Linked DNA regions of Homo sapiens: all the other regions are linked to region 3. Evidence: chromatin contacts called from ENCODE Hi-C or POLR2A ChIA-PET data. All regions are on one chromosome and are shown on one strand. Each heading gives the region's core, a stretch centred on a gene start or an enhancer-like site at or near the end of the contact. The rest is flanking DNA. Distances are from core to core; before and after follow the strand shown.

Region 1 (2,743 bases), core at 50-2,549, 470 kb after region 3:
CAGCTGCATGCCATCACACCCAGCTAATTTTTGTCTATTTTTTTTTTTTTTGTAGAGACAGGATTTCACCATGTTGCCCAGGCTGGTCTCAAACTCCTGGCTCAAGCGATCTGCCCGCCTTGGCCTCCCAAAGTGCTGGGATTACAGGCATGAGGCACTACCCCTGGCCAGTTGTACTCTTTTTAACAGACATATTTAAGATTTCACTCCATACTTTCAACAAGCATCTATTGTATTTTTTGCAGAATAAAGCAACATTGGTAGCTTCTTCCTTTCATGATGAAGGAGATGATGATGATGATGATGATGATGATGATGATGATGATAATGATAAACTAAAAGCTACTCTAAGTATATGGCTTCCCGGTAAACAAATTTCACAAACAAGGCACTCATACTGTGGTAACAACAAAAATGTTTTAAGTCAAACAAAAGCCCACTACTATAATAAATCTTTTTTTTCACACTCCTAATTAGGTAACTCTCTTAACCAAATAAATAGCAAACAAAACAAAATAAAAACAATACATCTAATACTGCCATTGGGCTGCCAACCAGCAGATCACAGGATGACATTTTCTGGATATGCACAAAACTGAAAACATTTCAGATATTTTCTATAATTCTTTGAGTATAAAAATTTTCTGGACTATGTACTGTTTCATCTTATCAAATCCCTCAGACCAAATTTATTTAGATACATATGTTGCATTTACCACCTAATTTCTCTTAAACTTTGCTGTCTACAGAAGTTATTAGCAGGCACATCTGTGTACAATATACTGTAAAGTTCTACATTGACTATTTCTTCCGCTCCAAAGCAGGGCCTGGGATGATTACCATTCCAAGAGTATTTCTACTATATCTATTGTAGACAACACAGAACTTTATCAAAATAATGCTTACTCATTAGCCCTGTAAAGGCCTCCCACTGAAGTTATCTTTATTCCTGAATACAGTATAAGATCTTTAAGACCTATGGACAAAATAAGAGATCTACTATATAGCTCACAAAATTGTAAAATTTATATGTATATTTTTTATACCTTTATACATTTACATGTCTTTTGGAAGATACTGTGAACACTGATAATTTTAAAGAGGCCTCATTTAGTTTCATTAATGAAAATGATATGCATAAGTACTGCACACTTTCCTCTTTACATGCTAAAACTTGAATAATGACAAAAATATGCTGTACACTAAGCCAGACATAATTTAAAGCCTCCTTTTGTTTTCATGACTCAGGACCATCATTAAACACACCCATAATTGTCCAGTATCATTCCAAGTAGCTTGGGGTCTAAATCTGGACTCTGCTATGGGCTCACTCTTCCTGCTTAATTCTGACTTCCTCCCCTTTCCTCTTTCAGTTTTCATTCCGCTTAACACAGTCATTAATAGAAAGTAAACTCACTGAGAGCCAAAGGATTTCTCCAAAAGAATCAAGTTCGTACTTTCAATGCTAGGCTTTCAAAGCTATATGATGAGATAAGAGTGCCTTCCACATTTCCTTAGCTGTGCTTTGGAGGGGGTATCACCAGGACAAAGCATCTAACTTCTGTATGGTACCTCATATTTTTCAAAGAAGCTCTTACCTATTCTCTGTTTCAGTCATCCACAATAATCCTGTGAATCAAACTAGGCAGAATTTAACTTCTAATTAAAAAAATGTTTATGGGAAATAATCGATTTCCCTAAGATCACATAGAAAATCAATTAAACAAGCCTGGGCAGTCTACAAAAAAAAATTTAAAAATTAGCCAGGCCGGGTGCAGTGGCTCATGCCTGTAATCCCAGCACTTTGGGAGGCCGAGGCAGGCGGATCACAAGGTCAGGAGATCGAGACCATCCTGGCTAACACGGTGAAACCCCGTCTCTACTAAAAAATACAAAAAATTAGCCGGGCATGGTGGCGGGCGCCTGTAGTCCCAGCTACTTGGGAGGCTGAGGCAGGAGAATGATGTGAACCTGGGAGGCAGAGCTTGCAGTGAGCCGAGATCGCGCCACTGCACTCCAGCCTGGGTGACAGAGCGAGACTCCGTCTCAAAAAAAAAAAAAAAAAAAAAATTAGCCAAGCACGGTGGCTAGCGCCTGTAGTTCCAGCTACTGTGGGGGAAAGGAGCGGGTGGGGGTGGAGGGGTGCTGAAGTGCAAGTATCGCTTGAGCCCAGGAAATTGATGCTCCAGTGAGCCATGACTGCACCACTGCGCTTCAGCCTGGGCAACAGAGCAAGACCCTGTCTCAAAGCAAATTCAATGAACCTGAAAAAAAGAAAAAGAAAGAAAGAAAGAAATAATGGCCAGGCATGGTGGCTCATGCATATAATCACAGCGCTTTGGGAGGCAGAGGCGGGTGGATCGCCTGAGGTCAGAAGTTCAAGACCAGCCTGGCCAACGTGATGAAACCCCGTCTCTACAAAAATACAAAAACTAGCCAGGCAAGATGGCAGGTGCCTGTAATCTCAGCAACTCAGGAGGCTGAGATGGGAGAATCGCTTGAACCCGAGAGGCAGAGGTTGCAGTGAACTGAGATTGCACCATTGCACTCCAGCCTGGGCGACAGAGCAAGACTCCGTCTCAGAGAAAAAAAAAAAAAGAAAGAAAAGAGAAAGAAAGAACAGAAAAAAGAAAAGAGAGAGAAGATACTATCTCAAAAGAGAAAAAAATTTATGAAAATCAATAATCAAAATGAAATAGGAAAAAAACAGATCTCACTTGAACACACCAAATATTAGGACCAC
Region 2 (2,700 bases), core at 54-2,553, 270 kb after region 3:
AGTCCTCAACAAAATGTCTTGGAATGCACTTCTTTCTCCTGACGGTGGAGAAATGGCCAGCCACCTTTGGTTCATGCCGATATTTCAGATTCTGCACTTCCCCACAAAAATGGCTTCTTCTCCCATAAGCCCAGTCCCTGCTAGCTGTATCACCAACCTCTCAGGTACTCAGGACCTGCCCACTGCTTCCTTTTTTGCTCCTCCCTTTCCTCTGAGAGCACGCAGGCCCACACAGAGCTAGTCAGTTGCTTACTTGCTGCTGCAGCTGCATACGCTCAGGACTCTTGTGTGCAGGTTATAGAAAACTCAATTCAATTTCATAGTCCCAGGTACCTGAAATGGCTAGGGTGTGTCTGATTCAGGGGCTCCAATCATGGCCTCAGGACTTGGTCTCACTTCTCTATCTCTGACTCTGTTTTTGCCTGTGTGACTTCATTCTGCCACTTTGGGCCCTAGAAGGTCCAGATTCACTTCCTGCCGGAAGTGTCCCTTTAGAGACAAGATCTCACTCTGTAGCCCAGGCTGGAGTGCAATGGCACGATCACGGCTTACTGTAGCATTGGAGTCCTGGGCTCAAGCAATCCTCCCACCTCAGCCTGCTGTGTATCTGGGACTACAGATACTAATTTTTTATCTGTAGTGCCAGACTACAGATAAAACTGTAGTCTAACTAATTTTTTTATTTTTCTTTTCTAGAGACAGGGTCTGGCTATGTTACTCAGGCTGGTTTCAAACTTCTGGCCTCAAGCAATCCTCCCGCCTCGGCCTTCAAAAGTGTTGGGACTATAGGCCCAGCCTCACCTCCCCATTTTAACAATCTACTACACAGCTCTGAATCTTTCAACTTCCACCAAAAAAAAACAAAACAAAACACTTGCATGGTTCCCTATTGTCTAGGCCACAAAATCCAAGATCCTAGACCTGAAACTCAAAACCTCCATGCTCTGACTCTCCTGTAGTCCATGCTCTGACTCCAGCATAATTCTCCAGCCTCATCACCTTCAGCTTTCCATCACTCATTTGCCTGACAATTCAGCCAATCAAGACTAGCTGCTGTTCTTTCAATACACCTTACATTTCCTCTACTTTAAGCCTTTCCCTCATGCTGTGCCCTTCTTCTGGAATGCTCACCAACTCCCACCTCCACTTCTCCAAGTCCCTGAAATCAAGCCCAGCTGGATGGCTACTACTCCAAGGAAGGCTCATTTCTGCTGAATGCACACCAGCTCCAATCCTCCAAGGCAAATACTCCTGCCCCTTCACCACCTGGTCCTCAGCCCTTTTCTCATGGTGCAGTTCATCTATGAAAGAGACTGAGCCCCTATGAGTGAGGGTGATGTCAACACAACAGCAGGCACCCTTGGTAACCAAGTCAGCTTCCATATTGATCAGGACTCTTTTGATTGCAAGAAACCAAACTCGGATCTTTATAAAAGCAAAGGTAATTGACTCAGTCAGAAGCACATACAGCACGAGAGTTGTAGGCATGGCTACACTTAAGGTAGGTAATTAAGGTATCACATTTCTCTCTCTCTCTCTCTCTCTTTCTCTCTCTCCCCCCACCACCCCCACTCCATGTCTTATTTCTGCCTTTTTTGACATAATGGCCTCATTTTCTTCTACTGTTGATAGCTTCCTTCATGTAGCTGGAGAAGGTGGGCTTCTAGTGACTCCAGCTTACAACACCCTTAGAACTGGGGATCTCAGAGGATGGAAAGCTGTCTTCGCTAACACTAGGGCAGCAAAATTCTGGGGAGAACTCTGGCTGCCTTGTGTCACATGATTGTCCCTGAGCCAATCACTGTGGCCCAAGGAATACAGTTCTCTGACTGGTCAGATCTGTGCAGCACATGCATGGCAGGCTCAGCCCCACCCTCAGAACTACACGGACTGGGCACCCCTGGGAAAGAAGGGTCTGTTGCCAGAAGACAAGAAAAAAAGGAGAAGGAAGGGGAGGGGAGGGGAGGGGAAAGAAGGGAAGGGAAGGGAAAGGAAGGGGAGAGAGAGAGAGAGAGAAAGAAAGAGAGAAAAGGGGAAAGAAAGAAAGAAGAAAGAAAAGAAAAGAAAGAAAGAAAGAAAAACAAAAATGAATGAATGAAGGAAAGCAAGGAAGAGATTTACCCCAGTACCCTCCCAACACCCAAGCATGAGCTCTGATCCATACAGTGGATTATCAACTTAGCTGTTGCTGATAATGATGCCTGAAAAGATACATATTGAAATAACAGCAGTTATTCTTATTACTCACATCTGTTGAGCAACAGTATAACAGGCACGATTCTAAGTACTTTACATGTATTAACTCATTTATTCCTCATGACAATCCCCCGAGGTAAATACAATTATTAGTCCCATTTTACAGATGAGAAAAGTGAGGTACAAACAGGGAAGACACTTGCCCAGAGTCTCCTCCTGGTTACAAAGTTGAGGAGGTGGGATTCAAACCCTAGGTGTCCAGTCCCACAGCCTGTGCCCTCCCCGCTGCCCAATACTGTCTGCCTGGTGGTGTCTGGTATAATCTGGACATGCAGAGGAGCAGGAGAAGCCTGTTCCGCACTTTGTTACAGCCACTGATCTTCCCAAATTCTCCTTCATAAAAGCAGCCCAGAGGCCTGGCAAGCAGCTTCTGCCAGGCTCTGCCATTTGCCCCAAGGAAGGAGGATCGATATGACAGCCCAGCCCTCGCTACCTCACCACCCC
Region 3 (2,743 bases), core at 22-2,521:
TTGTGAGCTCCTCATCTGTAGGATGTGCAGTAAACACTCACGTGTCCTTTCCTGAGGAGCCCAGTGGCTGGGGTGGGGGCTGAGGGGCAGCCCCTATGCCCTCACAGTGCAGCAACCTTGGTTAGCTCACCCATCAGGGCAGACTTGGGCAGAAATCATGTCTTGGCATATTGTTTTGTAATCTGCTTTTTAAATTGTCACTATATATTATGAGCATTTCCCTATAATATACAATATTCTTCCACATTATGTTTAATGGTTTCATTGTATTCTAATGCATATTCTATAGTTATTTTAACCACCCCACAATGTTGCAAAATGTCCTTATTTGGGACAACACTGCTGCAAACACTTTGACCCATATGTCCTTTTTGTGTGCACTCTTATGGCAACTTCTAACGGTGGCATTTCTGAATCATAGACACTTTTTTGACTTCTACATATTTTATTTTTTTAGTTGACAAAAACTGTATTTATGAATCATAAACACTTAATGATTTTGCTATTACTTAATTTTTCTTTCTTCAGAAAGGCTGTATTCACTCCTCCCCCAGCTAAGTGTGAGAGAGGCCCTTGAACTTTGCATAACAGTGGCTGTCGGCATTTTAAATTTTTTTTTTTTTAGATGGAGTCTTGCTCTGTGGCCAGGCTGGAGTGCGGTGGCACGATCTTGGCTCACTGCAACTTCTGCCTCCTGGGTTCAACTGATTCTCCTGCCTCAGCCTCCCAAGCAGCTGAGATTACAGGCGCCCGCCACCACGCCTGGCTAATTTTTGTATTTTTAGTAGAGACAGGGGTTTTACCATGTTGGCCAGGCTGGTCTCGAACTCCTGACATTGTGATCCACTCACCTCGGCCTCCCAAAGTGATGGGATTACAGCTATGAGCCACCGCTCCTGGCCTTTAAACTATTTTTTTCTTTTTGAGACAGAGTCTCGTTCTTGTCTCCCAGCCTGGAGTGCAGTGGCGTGATATAGGCTCACTGCAAACTCCGCCTCCTGGGTTCAAGCGATTCTCCTGTCTCAGCCTCCTGAGTAGCTGGGATTACAGGCGCCCGCCACCACGCCCGGCTAATTTTTGTACTTTTTTTAGTAGAGACGGGGTTTCGCCATGTTGGCCAGGCTGGTCTCGAATTCCTGACCTCAGGTGATCTAAGCTATTTTTACTGGTTTAATCTTATTCCCTTTCCACGGGGCAGGTCTGGAGAGACCGAGAGGATCTGATCCTGCAATTTAAAAAGTAGACAGCAGATGGCGCTGCCGCCTCGGCGGCTCCGAACGCATCGCCGCGGTGCGGGCGGAAAAAGCTGAAACAGCTGGGAAACCGAAACTTTCTCCAGGCTTCTGAAAGCCCTTAGACGGGATTTGAAATCATGCTGGAAAGAGCTTTGCTGCCTCTATAACCTCTCCCCAGCAAGTGTTTTGATGGGGGGTCCCCGGGCGACCTCCACTTGGGGTTTGGGACCTCACTCCCTTTCTGCCCCTCCATCCTCTTCCCTCAGCCCAGAAGCCCCAAAAGGCGGAGGCCACCGCCCTCCACTTCCCGCAAGCGGAATCCGCAGGGTTTCACAAGAGAGGGCGCTGCAAATAGCCAGTATCAGCGCCCCCAGGAGCAGGATCGGCCATGGCTTCCGAGAACGGGCCTAACTGCGCCTCTCTCGGTCTGGGGGGAGAGGCCCTTCCCCAGTAAGGCCCGCGCCACGTCGCTTTCCAGGGGGAGAGATTGAATAACCTGCTCCTCCCAGATCCCATCTCCCACCTTTTCAGGACCCAGATGGCGTGGGGGACTCCCCACCCATCTGCCTACTGAACTGGGGGAGTGAGAAGAGGACTCCCAGAGGACACCACTAGTGACCTTTTAATTCACCAGTAGACACACAAGGCTATAGAGACTGTGAGTAATGTGGGTTGGATAAATAAGTATAAGAAAGGAAAATGGAAGGAGGCTGGGAGGAAAAGAAAAGAGAAATGACGTTCCCTGCTTGTTAGAGTATAAATGGTACAACCACTTAAGAAAACCATTTGGCACCATTCCTCAAAGCTGAACGTAAACTGTCCTGTAAGTACCCAGCAATGCCGCCCTTAGGAATATACCCTATAGACAGATAGGCAAGCATGCTCACCAAAAGACATGTACCACAACTGCACAGCAGGAACAGCTCCTGATACTGTCCCCCAGCTGGAAACAACCCAAGTGTCTGCGAACCATAAAACAGAGAAGGGACTTGGGGTATTCTTATGTGGAACATGAGGCAGTTATGAAACAAGCTATGCTTGGACACAAGGAAGTGGATGAACCTCACAAGAGACTGCATGAAAGAAGCCAGACACAGACGGATGCAGCCTGTGTGGTTCCATTTCCTGAAGGCCAAGGGCAGGTCGGACTCAACCAGAGGGCTGAAGCATGCTTGCTTAGATGGCAAAACTCCTGTACTAGGGTTCTCCGGAGAAAAAGAACCAAGAGCAGAGATAGATATGGATATGGACATATAGTATATGTCTATATATTTGCATATAATGAGATTTAGTATAAGCGATGAGCTCCTAGAATTATGGCGGCTGAGAAGTCCCAGCATCTGCCATCTGCAAGCTGGAGACCCAGGAAGGCCGGTGGTGCAGTTTGAAGGCCTGAGAGCCAGCGAGCTGACAGTGTAGACTCTAGTCCAGGTCTGCAGGCCTGGGAACCAAGAATGCTAAGAGCAGGAGATCCAGGCTCCAGCTTGGCGATCAGAGAGGAGGCAAAT

Evidence for each region. Hi-C counts contacts between places; a loop is a spot of excess contacts on that map. ChIA-PET counts read pairs that join two places held with the same protein, here RNA polymerase II (POLR2A). Pooled maps may share reads with other maps.
Region 1: a map with no recorded cell type shows a loop between it and region 3 (7-fold over the local background). The contact joins two enhancer-like sites. A Hi-C loop is called at or near these places in 1 of 37 single-sample maps with no recorded cell type and 3 of 50 pooled maps. POLR2A ChIA-PET finds 5 or more read pairs at or near these places in 4 of 52 experiments (BJ, Panc1, T-cell and 1 more).
Region 2: a pooled map shows a loop between it and region 3 (2.2-fold over the local background). The contact joins the promoter of LINC02178 here to the enhancer-like site in region 3. A Hi-C loop is called at or near these places in 3 of 168 maps with a recorded cell type or tissue (body of pancreas and pancreas) and 2 of 50 pooled maps. POLR2A ChIA-PET finds 5 or more read pairs at or near these places in 4 of 52 experiments (H1, PC-9 and activated T-cell).

What each region holds. Positions count from the first base shown.
Region 1 is chr16:50,194,072-50,196,814 of GRCh38, reverse strand. All of the region lies in intron 1 of TENT4B (terminal nucleotidyltransferase 4B), which reads right to left. Among named protein-coding and RNA genes, the nearest start is that of TENT4B, 42 kb to the right of the region's middle. Within about 2 kb of position 1,299, at least 5 of the 41 ENCODE cell types and tissues checked have a DNase peak (open chromatin) inside an H3K27ac peak, as active enhancers do.
Region 2 is chr16:50,393,736-50,396,435 of GRCh38, reverse strand. LINC02178 (long intergenic non-protein coding RNA 2178) reads left to right here and starts at 1,303. Exons shown (of 2, transcript NR_146572.1): 1 at 1,303-1,501. RefSeq lists an enhancer at 129-258.
Region 3 is chr16:50,664,064-50,666,806 of GRCh38, reverse strand. It overlaps a transcript of SNX20 not described here. Among named protein-coding and RNA genes, the nearest start is that of SNX20, 16 kb to the left of the region's middle. RefSeq lists enhancers at 1-25, 1,090-1,591 and a silencer at 1,165-1,254. Within about 2 kb of position 1,271, at least 21 of the 41 ENCODE cell types and tissues checked have a DNase peak (open chromatin) inside an H3K27ac peak, as active enhancers do; they include pancreas, where a contact is called at or near this core.